Regions from separate parts of the Homo sapiens genome. Here region 2 is linked to region 1. A link is a contact called in ENCODE Hi-C or POLR2A ChIA-PET data. All regions are on one chromosome and are shown on one strand. The core of a region is the stretch at or near the end of the contact, and the rest is flanking DNA. Distances in the headings are between cores, read along the strand shown. Region 1 overlaps COL23A1 (collagen type XXIII alpha 1 chain). Region 2 overlaps COL23A1 (collagen type XXIII alpha 1 chain).

The links. Hi-C counts contacts between places; a loop is a spot of excess contacts on that map. ChIA-PET counts read pairs that join two places held with the same protein, here RNA polymerase II (POLR2A). Pooled maps may share reads with other maps.
Region 2: a loop to region 1 is called in a pooled map of right cardiac atrium, with 2.1 times the contacts of the local background. The contact joins two enhancer-like sites. A Hi-C loop is called at or near these places in 1 of 168 maps with a recorded cell type or tissue (K562) and 3 of 50 pooled maps. POLR2A ChIA-PET finds 5 or more read pairs at or near these places in 2 of 52 experiments (CD4-positive, alpha-beta T cell and WTC11).

Annotation. Positions count from the first base shown.
Region 1 is chr5:178,385,739-178,392,809 of GRCh38, reverse strand. The region is part of intron 2 of COL23A1 (collagen type XXIII alpha 1 chain); the gene reads left to right. Among named protein-coding and RNA genes, the nearest start is that of PHYKPL, 160 kb to the right of the region's middle. RefSeq lists an enhancer at 5,131-5,949. Within about 2 kb of position 4,164, at least 3 of the 41 ENCODE cell types and tissues checked have a DNase peak (open chromatin) inside an H3K27ac peak, as active enhancers do.
Region 2 is chr5:178,539,691-178,546,965 of GRCh38, reverse strand. All of the region lies in intron 2 of COL23A1 (collagen type XXIII alpha 1 chain), which reads left to right. Among named protein-coding and RNA genes, the nearest start is that of COL23A1, 47 kb to the left of the region's middle. RefSeq lists a silencer at 2,604-2,898. Within about 2 kb of position 2,378, at least 4 of the 41 ENCODE cell types and tissues checked have a DNase peak (open chromatin) inside an H3K27ac peak, as active enhancers do.

The DNA of each region.
Region 1 (7,071 bases), core at 2,915-5,414:
CCTCTTCTAATGTGGCATTTTCTGTTGAACTGTCAATCTTCAGGTAACAATGTGGCTATTGGTAGGAGGGGTCTCACTATTACATTTGCAAGTGGTGAAAAGCTGAGCCGGCCATGGGGTAGCGTGATACATTTGGGAGCCGAATTTAGGCTGAGGGTGGCAGCAGGGACCATTGTCCGCTGGACCCTGCCATCCTGAGTGGACTTCCTGTGGCCTCGTGTCTCAGTAAGAAGGCAGAGAACACAGTTTCTGTCCCTTTGTGCTTCTGTGTGGATAAAACATTGCTGCTGTCCTGACAGTTAGCCAGGGCAATTCTGGAGGTGGCGTGGCCTTCTGTGCAGCCCTGTTTCGTTGTAAGGTTTTTGTGTTTCTGTTTGAAGATGTGTCTTGTAGATGCAGTTTCTTTAACATTTTAGAAGAAAGATGGGAATGCAGTAGGTGCATTGTTTGAAAGATATAAATAAGGTGAGTGTGCTCCGAGGACACCCAGGGCAGATTGTGATGCTGCGTCCGTGCGGGCTCAGCCATTCAGATTGCTTTTGCTTTATAACAATCTTAGGATATAACTCACTATACAGTTTACCCATGTAAAGTGCAGAAGTCAGTGGTTTTTATTATACTCACAGAGTAGTGCAACCAACACCACAATAAATTTTGGAACAATTCATCAACCAAAAAAAAAAAAAAAAAATAGCAGACACTCCTATTACTAGCCACCCATCATTTCCCCTCAAAGCCCCCAGCCCGCAGCAACCACTAATCTACTTTCTGTCTCTACAGATTTCCCTATTCCAGACATTTCATATAAATAGGATCATATAATACGTGACTTTCTGTGTCTGGCTTCTTTCACTTAGCGTAATGTTTTCAAGATTCCTGCATGTTCATCCCGGTGTCAGTACTTCATTCCTTTTAGTCTCAAATAATGTTTCATTGTATGAATATACCACATTTTATTTATCCATTGATCAGCTGGTGGACATTTGGATACTTGGACTTTTGGGCCATTTTTAATAATGTTGCTGTGAACATGGGCGTACAAGTGTTTGTATGGACAGATGTTTCATTTCTCTTGGGTAAATAGGAGCAGAATTACTAGATCGTATGGCAGTCTGTGTGAAGCCATTTGAGCACCTGCCAGACTGTCTTCCAAAGCTGCTGCAGCATTTTTTACATTCCCACCAGCTATGGATGAGGGTTCCAGTTTCCCCCCATCCTCACCAACATTTTTGACTGTCTGACTCTTTTATTCTGGCCATCCTAGTGGGAGTGAAGTGGTACTTTATCGTGGCTTTAATTTGCATTTCCCTGCTGTCTAATGACGTTTCCTATGTCTTCATGTGCTTAGTAACTATTTGTTTATCTTCTTTGGAGAAAGGTCCATTGACATCCTCTGCCTATTTGTCTTTTTATTGTTGACTTGTAAGAATCCTTTACGTATTATAGTTACAGGTCCCTTATCGGATATATGATTTGCAAATATTTTCTGCCATTCCATGGCTTATCTTTTTCCTTTTCTTCACGGTATCTTTTAAAGCAGTGGTCTCCAACCTTTTTGGTGCCATGGACTGGTTTCGTGGAAAACAATTTTTCCACAGACAAGGGTGGAAGGATGATGGTTTTGGAGGCATTAGATTCTCATAAGGAGTGCACAGCCTGGATGCCTTGCATGCATAGTTCACAATAGGGTTCATGCTCCTATGAGAATCTGATGCCGCTGCTGATCTGACAGAAGGTGGAGCTCAGGCGGTAATGCTCACTGTCCTGCCACTCACCTCCTGCTGTGAGGCCCGGTTCCTAACAGGCCACAAACTGGTCCACAGCCCAGGGGTTGGGGCCCCTGTTTTAAGGCACAAAAGTTTATTTGTTTTGAAATCCAGTTTATCTATTGCTCCTTTGGTTGCTTATGCTTTCGGTGTCATATTAACACACTACTGCCTAATACCAAGATCATGAAGATTTACACCTATGTTTTCTTCTAAGAGTTTGATAGTTTTAAGTCTTACATGTAAGTCTGATCCACCTGGAGTTAATTTCTACATATGGTGTGAGGCAGGGGTCCACTTTCATTCTTTTGCATGTGGATATCTAGCTGTGCCAGCACCATGTGTTGAAAAGACTGTTTTTCCCCATGGAATGGTCTTGGCACCCTTGTTAGAACAGACAAGTTTTAAAAACCTTATTGATTGCAGGACAGCAGCCTCCATGACAGGTGCTTGGTAACTCAGGTGCCCACAGATGGCACTGGGAGGCCTTGCAGGGGTCTCTATTGTGCTGTCTCTGCCCTTCATTGTCCTGTGCACTTTGGGGTGAGAACATGAGGGGGTTCTGTGCCAGGGGACCCTCGGGAGAGCAGCTGGTTAGAGGGGCTTGGTCAGCTCTTCTTTATGTGGCCATACCTTTCTGCCACACTGAGCCTGGAGTGCACCAGCAGGTGACCTGCCTCATGGCCATGTGCCTCCTTGCTCCCTGCTGTCCTCCTCCAGCCAGTTGTAGCTACAATGACCGTACATCCCACATGATCCAGACAGTCTCAGTGTATGCCTGTTCTTCCTGCAAGTTAGCCGGTCTCTCCCTCTCTTAAAATATCTTGGTTTGGATAGTAAATGATATATTCATCCTGGTCCTGTAGCAAGGACTGGGGTGAGAATGTCCATGGGGTTCAAACCAGTACCCTGAATCCAAGGCCAGCCTTCGTGGCCTCTGGTAGCTTTGAGAGGGAGAACAGAACTTTCTCAAAGCCTCAGCAGATGTGGCTTGGATCCCACAGATCCGTCCTGAGCACATTGTTGGCAGGACACATAGTCTCTGAGCACCCCGCTGCTAGCTCCTGCCGCCGAGCGTCTTTCCTGTAAGCATGTGAGATTAGTGGCAAGGGGGAGCTTACCGGTGTCTTGGCAGGGGCAGCCGGTGCCACTTCAGAACGGCTCAGGAGGGCTGGACGTAGCTGTTTCTCCACACACTGCCTGCATGTGCCCACCCGTCACGCAAGCAGTCAGCTTTGTATATTCATACCCACCTTGGGCTCACCAAGGCCACAGGGAGAAGCCATGTGACATGGAGCTCCTTGTCACTCTGCTGTCACTAAATGAAGAACAAAACACCTCTGGAGGAGGCCACAGACAGAAGGGAAAGGCACTTAACTCTACACATGGGAATCACATTATATACACATTTAACCAATGCAAGTCCACTTCTACGACTTGGGGGTGGAGGGAAGTCCAGCAAAACAAGAGATAACTCATTGAATTAGTGTCAGTGGGCACCCTCTGTGAGGAGGGATGAGAATGTGCAGCTCCCCAGTGGACATCAGCTCCTGCAGACCCTGTGTGAATGTCTCGCCATCTGGGTGAGGTCTGAAGCTTTTGTGCAGCTTAGTCGTGAAATGCAAACTGAAGCATCACTTTGACTAAATGCAGATGTTGCTGTGTGCTGTGAGTCTCTGTGTAACTGTCACACAGGGGAGAGTGTAGCCAAACCCACCTTTGGAAAGGGAATGGGAGAGGGCTTCCTGGAGGAGGTGGCCAGGAGGCTGTGTTGAAAGGGGCATTGGGACTTTGCTGGGTGGAGGAAAAGGAAAGCCGCTTCCAGGCAGCAAAAATTTTGTAAAGCCACACACTGAGGCAACGGGAGCGTGACAGCCAGGTTTGGGGAGTCAGTCAAGGCTGGGTTATGTAAAGCCACACACTGAGGCAACGGGAGCGTGACAGCCAGGTTTGGGGAACCAGTCAAGGCTGGGTTATGAAGGCTTCAATTGCCTTGGTAAGGAGTGTAAATTTTAGCCTTTAGTTAGTGATCCCCAAATCAGTGTCCCTGGAGCACCTGACTCATGAGATGTCCCTGCGGAAAGGGTTCCACAGTCACAGAAGTTTGGGAAATCTTATCGTATAATCCCCTCCAATCTCCACCTTAGAGAGCTGCAAGGGATGTTAGCATACTAAAGGCCCTGAGAAGTCCTGCAGTAAACTCCCTTTTGACTGGTTACTCAGGGCTTTGTGTTCTGAGGAAATAGGCAATAGGGAGCCACTGCAGGTTTCAGTGCAAGGGAGTGACAGCATCGGATGCCAGTGATGGGAGACAGGATGGCTGGGCTGGGCTGGAGGCAGGGAGGCCACTCGGTGGCCTGGTCACTGGATGAGTCAGAAGGCCCATCTCCACCGCTCCTGGATGTCTGGGAAGGGCCCAGCAAAATCACCAGGGGAGGAAGTTGATGACAGGCAGTGGGAGAGACAAGCAAGGAGACGGCCACTGATGCTGCAACCCACAGCCTCCTTCCTCTCCCAGCTGGGATCCCCTGGGCTGCTTCCAGGACTTGGGAGGAGCCGCTGAAGAACCAGCATTGCTTAAGTAAATGTAAGTCACTTGCTTAAGTAAGTGTAAGCCACCTCCTGAGCTGCCCCGCTGCAGGTTCCAGGGATACCTGCTTCCAACAGGCATATCTGGCCTTTCTTCACCTTTGAGAAGAGGGAACGTAAGATTAAATCCAACTCATCCCCATGCCACCCCAGCCCTAAATTCTTCAGCAGAGTGGAGAACTGGCTCTGCTGTGGGATTATCAGGACTAGCGCTAAAAGCAGGTCTTGCATCTCTGACAGACCTGCTTGCTGGAGGGAGACTTACATTTCAGGAGTCTCTGAAAAATTATCTGTTAAAGGCATTTCAGGGCAGGGAGCTTCTGAGACTCTGAGGCTGGGAACTTTACATCCAGCAATAACGGAAGGGCTCTGGCAGGTGAGCCTACTGGAAGAATCACACCGTGGAGAGCGTGCGCTGGGTGGACATGCCCTGAGGAGCAGTGTCGGTGGGCGGTGGCCATGGTGGCGGGGGGCTTTCTGCATCAATCTCCTCCCACTTGCCCATTTCTGTCCTTCACTGGCAGTTCTTGCAGTGCCACCACAGCTGCCACATCTTGGGAGGAGGCCTTGCAGGCAGGTTGCTTTTGGCTCCTTATTTTCTCCTTGGGCCCTCTTCCTTCCTGAGTATAAAAGCTGGGGGACAGAGGAGTGGGAAACTCCGCAAGCACAGCGCGGGGGAAAATGGCCCACACTGTCTGTAGGGAGAACTCAGACCCACTGCCTCATTGTCGTTCGTTCATTCATTAGCTCAGCGTGTATTTACTGAGTGTGTTCTTTGACCTTATCTTTGTATTCGTACTGGGGATAAAAGGTAAATGGTCATGAGCCTCTAGAAGTTATTGGTCCAGGAGGGGAGGCTCAGGCAAACCCCAAATACAGTCGGCTGTGAGGGCAGCCCTTGGAGCAGTGTGCAGAGCATACCCAGATGCAGCAGGCAGTTCCCGACCCTGCCAGGAGAGCTCATGGGCAGGGGTGCTCTGAGCTGCAGGAGGGCAGCAGGAACATGTCCGGTGGGTGGGTTTCGGGAGGAGCGCTCCTGTGGAGGGACCCACCTGGGCAAACGCACTGAGGCTTGACCCAGCAGTGTCTTAGAGACTTGTGAGCGGGTCAGTTTGACCAGGGCTGGACATTTGAAGGGCATGTGGAAGGAGACGAGGAAGAGAAGTGGGGAGTCTGGGCCCAGGCATAAGGGGTGATCACCAGGCTACAGAACGTGGCTTTCCTCGGTGAGGCTGTGTGTGGGGGCCATTGAAGACTCGGGCAGGGTTGCTGTGAGCTGTCAGCACCAGGATGGGTAAAATGAAAGAGAAAAGAGGGTGTTGTTGGTTCCAGACGGGGTGATGAGAAGCTGCCGTGGGAGAGAAATAAGGTGGGGGTGCAGAGTGCCAGGAAGTCGGACAGCAGGAAGCCTGGAGCGAGAGACGAAACCTGGAGCTGAAGTCCAGAGGCAAAGCCGAGGTCAGCCTGTGGGTATTTATTGCACCCATCCTAATAGTGCAATATTGGAAGCCACTCAAATGTCTGATGATACTGGGCAATGGCCGAGGAAGTTACCAGGCATCCGATCAGTGGCACAGCATAGAGCCAGTGAGCATCAGGGCAAAAGAAGGTCACCTCCCCACGGCCATAGGAGTGTGCGTCCTGTTCTCTCCCAGGCTCTTGCTCCCCAGGAACCGAGGTTCAGTCCTTTCTGCTCCTGGAGCCCATGGTGTCTGCTCAGACTCCTGACGGGGCAGGGGTAGGCGGCGGGGACCCTTCTGCGCTGATAACGCTTCCCTCCCACCGGGTCTCAGTGAGCTGTGGGGGCGGGGGAGTTCACGGAGGAAAACAGACCCCCACTTTATCAAACACTCACCCACCCCGACCCCCCTCTGGTGACACACAGACTCATATCCTCATCTCAACAGGCTGAAGCAAATGGCCAAAAATGGAAATATTTGTGCTAGGTTGGTGGGATTGTGAGTGAGTCTTATTCCTAATATTTCCTGAAATAGTGTATTGCGTTTTTTTTTTTTGGAGACGGAGTCTCGCTCTCTCTGCCAAGCTGGAGTGCAGCGGTGCAATCTCAGCTCACTGCAACCTCCGCTTCCTGGGTTCAAGCGATTCTCCTGCCTCAGCCTCCCAAGCAGCTGGGACTACAGGCGCATGCTTCCATGCCTGGCTAATTTTTTGTATTTTAGTAGATACGGGGTTTCACCGTGTTGCCCAGGCTGGTCTCAAACTCATGAGCTCAGACAATCCACCCGCCTTAGCCTCCCAAAATGCTAGGATTACAGGTGTGAGCCACGGCGCCTGGCCTATGTTGTATTTTTAATAATAATATTGGAAAAACATACCCACATACACGAAGCCCGGGTTGGATACAAGCATTGTATTATAGCCTGCAATGCAAGCTTTCATTTCTCCAGCTGCCTATTAATGCTGCTGTGGATCTGCAAATTCTATGCACTCTGCCTTCTTCTGCTTTGGTACTAGATGGTTAGGACACATGGATTTTCATTTCCCGAGAAATGTCAGCTGTATTACGACTGTAGGGAAAATCAGTGAAATATTGTATGAAATCCCAGACTAAAACAGGTTGAATACATCTTTTGAAAATCCTGGCAGCCGACACGGGAACTTTCTGATCCCAGAGGTCCTGGTTTTATTATCAGATGCCTTTGAAGGTGGGTGAGCTTAGCTCTGGCCTCTGTGGAGCATCCTCTTTGGATTGGGT
Region 2 (7,275 bases), core at 1,129-3,628, 160 kb before region 1:
GCTTCTCTGCCCTGGAGCCCCTGTGCCTCCTCCGTGTTCCTCCAGGGGCCTCACACAGGCCCCTTGTGCTGCCCCACAGCTCGGGTGCCCCTGGCCTTGCAGAGATGGTGCCCACAATCTCTGCTGTGAGCCTGCCAAGCCCACACCTTTGGCACGGAGTTGCCTCAGGCTGCCTTCTGTCCTTGTGGGGCTGATGGAAGCGGGTGTCACGGACAGAAATAGCTGCCCTTGCTACATGGTACAAATAGGACTGGCTGTGGCAGAAACCTGGACAGTTTTCTGTTTTCCCTTCATCCTTGCATTTGGTTCCCTCATCCCAGTCCCACTCTGCCCTCGTGAACCCTCAGTCCTTTTACCTCATCGTCCAGTAAGTGTTAGTGGCGCGTCACCGCAGCCAGGCCCTGGGACGGCCCCCAGTGTCAGGACGAGGCAGCTCTGGGGGGCAGACGGCCAGCTTTGCAGGGTCTGCACCCTCATCCTGGGAGCAGAGAGGAGGGAGGGGATCCAGGGAGGGTCCTGGGAGAAGAGCTGAGATGGCTGGTGAACAAGTTAGCATCCTGTGGTTGCTGGCAACAGAAACCAGCTCCTCTGCCTATCTAGACAAAAGTGGCGAACAGTGGAAGAAATGCATGAGGATTGAGGCTTGGGAAGGATGGGGTGCAGGGTGGTTCCGGAATTTAGGCAGGAACGGGATCTAGGAATGGAGGGGTGATACCCCCACCTCGGGAACAGGAGGCCTCTTACACATATCTGCCCCCCGCCACCCCATATTTCATGTGTGCATGGCTCTGTTTGAGGTGGAGGGGAGATAGAGTCTTACTGGCCAGGTGGGGACCCTGTGGCCACCCCTCAGCCTGAGGCTTCCAGGGCAGGGCTGAGACATAGGGTGAGCACCTCCCGGGCAGCCTCCCGGCTCCTTGGAATCTAGGGTGCCTCGTGGAGGAGGGGTGTCAGGGTTTGGATGCAGGTGGGCCCAGCTCTGGGAACTTGAGCCAGTTACCTAATTCTTAAAACTCTCCAACTCCTTGTGCATAAAATGGGGTAATACGATGTACCCTATGGGTTTGTTTTGAGGATAAACTGAGGCAAGTTTATGTGGAAATGCTTGGCACACAGTAGGCATCAAATATGTCTGTTCATGTATCCCTGTGGGAATCGACCTGTGGACCTCAGGCAGTGGGATGTGGGGGTGATAGGAGGGAGCTGTGCCTGCAGCTTGTGCCAGGGTGCAAGTTCCTTCTGTGGCTGCCCTGTGGAAAAGCACATCATCCCTGCTTAGACCCTCGGTTCACTTGGGGCCAGAATCCCTCAGCAGACCTTCTGCTCAATCATGGAGAGAAAGCAACTCCTGGCTTTTAGGAGAGCCCTTGAACTCGAGGTTCCTTTTGCTGCCCTGTAGGTTATTGGCAGGCCGAGTGTTAAAGTCCTTTTCTTCCGTGTCCCCTTGCAGTTTCCCAAAGGCTCTTGTTCCTCCCCGCCCCTGGCACCCACTGTTCTTTTCATTCTTTTCAGTTCTGCCTTTAGAAATAGGACTGAATGCTGGGAGAGCTGCCTTCCCTGTGAGGTCATGAGTTTCATGACACTAATGGGCTTGAAGTGGCCTGTTGTCCGGTCATGTCTTTAGAAGTAGCCTCGTGCGGAACCTGAGCCCCCTGTTGGGCCAGCACAGGGAGAGGCTCAAAGTGCCGTAGCCTGAGACTGTGAGGGGCGTGGGGGCTCAAGAGGAGGGCATAGCCCAGGGAACAGAGGATGCCCAGACCACCCATGAGGGGCACCCGCCTCCCCCATCAGGAACTAGAACACCCCCCACCCCCTCTATGGCCCTCATACTGTGGGGAATGTACTACTTTATTTATTTTTATTTATTGTTATTGTTTCCTTAGAGTCAGGATCTCACTCGGTTGCCCAGGCTGGAGTGCAATGATCACGGCTCACTGCAGCCTTGAATTCCCGGGCTCAATGATCCTCTTACCTCAGCCTCCCAAGTAGCTGGGACTACAGGCACGTGCCACCACACCTGGCTAAATTTTGTTAATTTTTCTTTTTTTGTTGTTGTTGTTCTAGAGACGGGGTTTGCTGTGTTGCTCAGCCTGGCCTCCCTGGTCTCAAACTCCTGGGCTCCACCAATCCACCCGCTTTGGCCTCCCAAAGTGCTGGGGTTACAGCTATGAGCCACCACGTCTGGCCCGAACGTACTACCCCAGTGGCACGGGGGCAGCAGGTGACCTGGAGGCTGAGCCCACAGTGCCTCTGAGCTTTGCCACTTACAGGACTGGAAGGTGACCGCCCCTGATCGTCACCTCCCATTTGTGGCACCGCCCGTCTCACAGTGGGGATAGAGGCCGGCTGTGCTGGCCAAAGTGCTTGCTCACATGTCAGCTGTACCCAGGAGGGACATGCTTCCTAGCTGTACCTCTGGGCCTCAGAGTACTCACAGCGGGGGTGGCCACCGGTCTTGCTGTTTTCTGGGGCAGGTGGAGAGAACAGGGGACCCCATCTGAGGGAGACTGCTCCCCACCGCCATGGCAGGTCTTGGGCTTAATTTTCAGGAGGGCAAAGTGGTGCCTCCCAGCTCCCCGGCCCTGCGCCTGCGTCCTCCCTGAAGTGCGCATCCGCCGACTTGCCTTCCCCGCCTTGGGATCCAGGAGCTCCAGCAGGGGCTGGGCTGGGGGCTCTGTAAGCGGCGAGCTCTGTTCCCTGGGCACTAGTCCCTTTACTTCAGTGGGAGGTGGTGGGGTGGGAAGGGGAAGGAAGGGTTGCATGGGAGGGGACTGTGTGGGGTGATAAACTCAGGTGGGAAGAGTGCTTGCAGGAGGAGGGAGAGTGTAAGGAGGGACATGCCCCGGAGATTATGCTGTGGACTGAATCTTGTGTCCCAAAGTCATATGTTGAAATCCTAATCTCCAAGGTAATGGTGTTAGGAGGTGATTAGGGTATGAGAGTGGAGCCCTTGTGATGGGATTAGTGCCCTTAGAAAAGGGACCCCAGGGAGCTTTTTCACCCCTACGACCCTGTGAGGTTATAGGGAGAAGGCATCATCCATGAACCAGGAAACGGCCTCACCAGACGCTGAATCTGCAGGCGCCTTACAGCCTCCAGAACTGTGAGCAATACATTGTCCTTGTTTGTAGGCCACCCAGTCTTTTTTGCAAGCCACTGGTAGGTTTTCTTAGAGCAGCCCCCACAGACTAAATCTGTAAGCCATGCAATTCATAGTATTTTGTTATAGCAGCATGAACAGGCTAAGACAGGCCGTTTTGGTGAAAGAAGGTGGAGGTGATGGAGGAGGAGCTGAGAGATGCAGGCCCAGGTGTACTGGTATCTGCCTCCGCCACCCACAACACCAAAGGTGGAGACTCAGACCCTGCAGCCGCCTGTGGAAGGGTCACAATCCCCCGGGGCTCACTCCAGGCATTGTTTAGGACTATTAGGAGTGGCTTATTTCATAACTGAACACGCCTTTTTCTTCTTCCTGAAGAACCCCTATGGCCCCAGTCTTTTGAGCAGGCTGTCATCCTTTTATTTTTTTAAAAAAGGACTGTTATAAAAACCAACTATAGGTCAGGCGCGGTGGCTCACGCCTGTAATCCCAGCACTTTGGGAGGCCAAGGTGGGAGAATCACCTGAGGTTGGGAGTTGACGACCAGCCTGGCCAACGTGGTGAAACCTTGTCTCTACTAAAAATACAAAATTAGCAAGGTGTGGTGGTGCATGCCTGTAGTTCCAGCTACCCGGGAGGCTGAGGCAGGAGAATCGGTTGAACCTGGGAGGCGGAGGTTGCAGTGAGCCGAGATCGCGCCATTGCACTCCAGCCTGGGCGACAAGCGCGAAACTCCGGCTCAAAAAAAAAAAAAACAAGCCAATTATGCTCTCAAAAGGATCTCACTCTCCAACCCTCGAACACACACAGCTCCACAGTTAAAAGAAAGTCTCCCTGTACTCGCATCTCACCACCCCATCTAATCCCATGCCCTAGGATGTCAGTATTGTATGAGTGTAGTCTGTGTTCTGTCAGAGCTTTTGCTGTGCTTTAACATATGATACACATTTTAATTTTTACAGAAATAAAATAATGCATGGTATAAACACACTTTTAAAAATTGTTTTGACTTCGCAGTATAGGAGCACCATTCTCTGGCAGCCCAACCTAAATGAACCCCAGAGGCCCGGCCGTTCTTACTCAGAGACTGTTCAGATTTACACCAAAACGCCATCAAAGGAGTCAGAGAGGGAACTCTCCCCAGAGCTCCCAGCCCTCCCCTCCCCCTTCCTCTCCACCTTCCCATTTTTCTGTCTAGAGCTCTGGTATTTTTTCTTCCCTGCCTTCCTGGACCTCTTCCACATTTCTTTCCACACCAGTAGTTTTCACCCTTTCCGATGTAAGAGCCTTCTGGTTTGTTTCCAGCACTCTCTCACTCTGGTCTTTCTGTTCTTTCCCCCGGTCAGCCAGAGGGATGGCTGCAGTGACCAGCGCAGGCCCTTCCTTCAGGGGCAGAAAGGCAGAGGGTCCTCACACACTTAATATTCTGTGACTCTGCCACCCATTATAGCTTTTGTCACTTTAATAAACTTATCAGTACCTCTGATGTCTGCCGAATTTTTACAAACTTTTTATTAAAATGTAACCAGCTACAGGGCCGGGCACGGTGGCTCACTTTTGTAATCCCAGCACTTTGGGAGGCTGAGGCGGGCGAGACCAGCCTGGCCAACGTGGCAAAACCCCGTCTCTAATAAAAATACAAAAATTAGCTGGTTGTGGTGGCGCGTGCCTGTAATTAGTTGGTTGTGGTGGCAGGTGCCTGTAGTCCCAGCTACTCGGGAGACTGAGGCTCGAGAACTGCTTGAACCCGGGAGGCGGAGGTTGCAGTGAGCCAAGATTGTGCCACTGCACTCCAGCCTGGGCGACAAGAGTGAAACTCCATCTCAAAACAACAATAAAAAGATGTAACCTGCTACAAGCAAGAGCACATATCGTAAGTTTGCAGCTCACACCTGTGTCCAGGCCAAGAAACAGCACCTGGCCAGACCCCCACAGACTCCCCTAGTGTCCCCAGGGCACATAATCCCGATTTCTCACCTAAGAGACTGGTTCTGCCTGCATTTGAACTTCATATAGAAGCACGTGGTATGGATTCTTGTGTCTGCAATTCAGCATTGTTTGTGAGATTCATCTATGTTGCTGCATGCAGTTGAGGGTTATTCATTTGTGCATTGTTGTTGGGCATTTGGGTAGTAACCAGTTTTTGTCGTGAAGAGAGCTGCTGCGAACAATGTAGTATATGTCTTTCAGTGAACATACGTATGCATTTCTGTTGTGTACAAACCTTACAGCAGAATTGCTGGGCGTAAGGTATACATATGTTATGTTTAGTAAATAGTTCCAAATCTTCTGAGACAGAGTCTCACTCTGTCACCCAGGCTGGAGTGCAGTGGCAAGGTCTCAGATCACTGCAACCTCCACCTCCTGGGTTCCAGCGATTCTCCTGCCTCAGCCTCCCAAGCAGCGAGGACCACCACACCCGGCTAATTTTTGTATTTCTGGTAGAGACGGGGTTTCACCATGTCGCCCAGGCTGGTCTTGAACTCCTGGCCTCAAGTGATCCACCCGCCTTGGCCTCCCAAAGTGCTGGGATTACAGGCATGAGCCACTGTGCCCGGCCCCAAATCATTTTTGAAAGAGGGTGATAGTCCCACCCAGTGTGTTTGACAATTCCAGTTGCTCTGCATCCTCCCCAACACTTGGATTTTCTGTCTCTTTTCTTTTAGTTATTCTGGTGGCTTTGTAGGTCTGTTTTTGGATCTTTTTGCTGTTCTGTTCTATTTGTCTATCCATGTGTCGATACTGTTATTTTAATTCCCAAAACTTGATAGTTAGTATTGATAATAGAATAGAGGTTAGATTTTCAGGATTGCCTTGACTGTTCTCAGTCATTTGCACTTCCATAGAAAGTTTAAAATGTTTGACAATTCCCTTAAAAATAAAAAAGATAAACAGCCCTGCTGAGATTTTTAAAAATTATTTCTTTGTTTCATTTTTTGAGACAGGGTCTTGTTCTGTCCACCTAGGCTGGAGTTCAGAGACGTGAACATGGCCCGCTGGAGCCTGGACCTCCCAAGCTCAGGCGATCCTCCCACCTCAGCCCCCTGAGTAGCTGGGACCACAGGCACTCACCAACACACCTGGCTTCCTTTTGCAGAGATTTTTTTGTAGAGATGGAGTCTCACTGTGTTGCCCAGGCTGGTCTTAAACTCCTAGGCTCAAGCCATCCTCCCACGTCAGCCTCCCAAAGTGCTGGGACTGCAGGCATGAGCCACCACGCCCAGCCACCCTGCTGAGATTTTGAATGAGATTCATTGAATATGTATTAATTTAGACAGAGTGACATCTTTACACTCTTCAGGCCTCCGATTCATGAACATGGTATCTCTCTCCATGTATTTGAGTCTTCTTTAATTTTGTTTGATAATGTTTTATAGTTTTGAGAGTAGAGGTCTTACACATCTTTTATTAGATTTATTCTTAGAATTTAATTTTTTGTGTGTGAACTTGTGTAGATAGGTAAGAATTTAAATGTTGTGTGAATATTAAATAATAATATTTTTAAAATTTGCTTTCTGTTGGTGATGACTTTTCATGTTGGTCTTGTATCTAGTTACCTTGCCACATGTACTTGTTAATTCTAATATTTTTAGATTTTCCATGTATCTTCTACCATACCATCTATAAATAATTAGAGTTGTGTTTGTTCCTTTCCAATTCTTATGCCTTTTGTTTCTTTCACTTGATTAATTGATTGTCTAAGACCTTCAGTAGTGCTGAATAGAATTGGAAATAGCAGGCATCCTGGTTTCATAACTGAACTCAGAGGAAATATTAAAGGGCTTTTGTAAAAAGTGATGATTAGGTGTTACAGTTTGTCAAATAGTGTTTCTAAATTTATGAGATGATCATATGACTTTTCCCCCTTTTTTCTGTCAAAACAGTGCATTATATTAATTGATTTTTAGGATGGTAACCACGCTTGCATTCCTGGAATAAACGCCAGTTGGATGGGATATATTATTTTAATATGTTGCTGGATTCAATTTGCTAATCTTTTGTTTAGGATTTGCATCGGTCTTTATAGAAAGATGGTCTAATATGTGTTCTTCTGTGGTCCAGTTTTGGTATAAGGTTATGCTGGTCTCAGAACAAGTTGGGAAATGTTACCCCATTTCTATTCTCTGGAAAAAAATGTGTAAGGTTTAGTGTTGCTTTTTTTCTGAAGTGTTTGG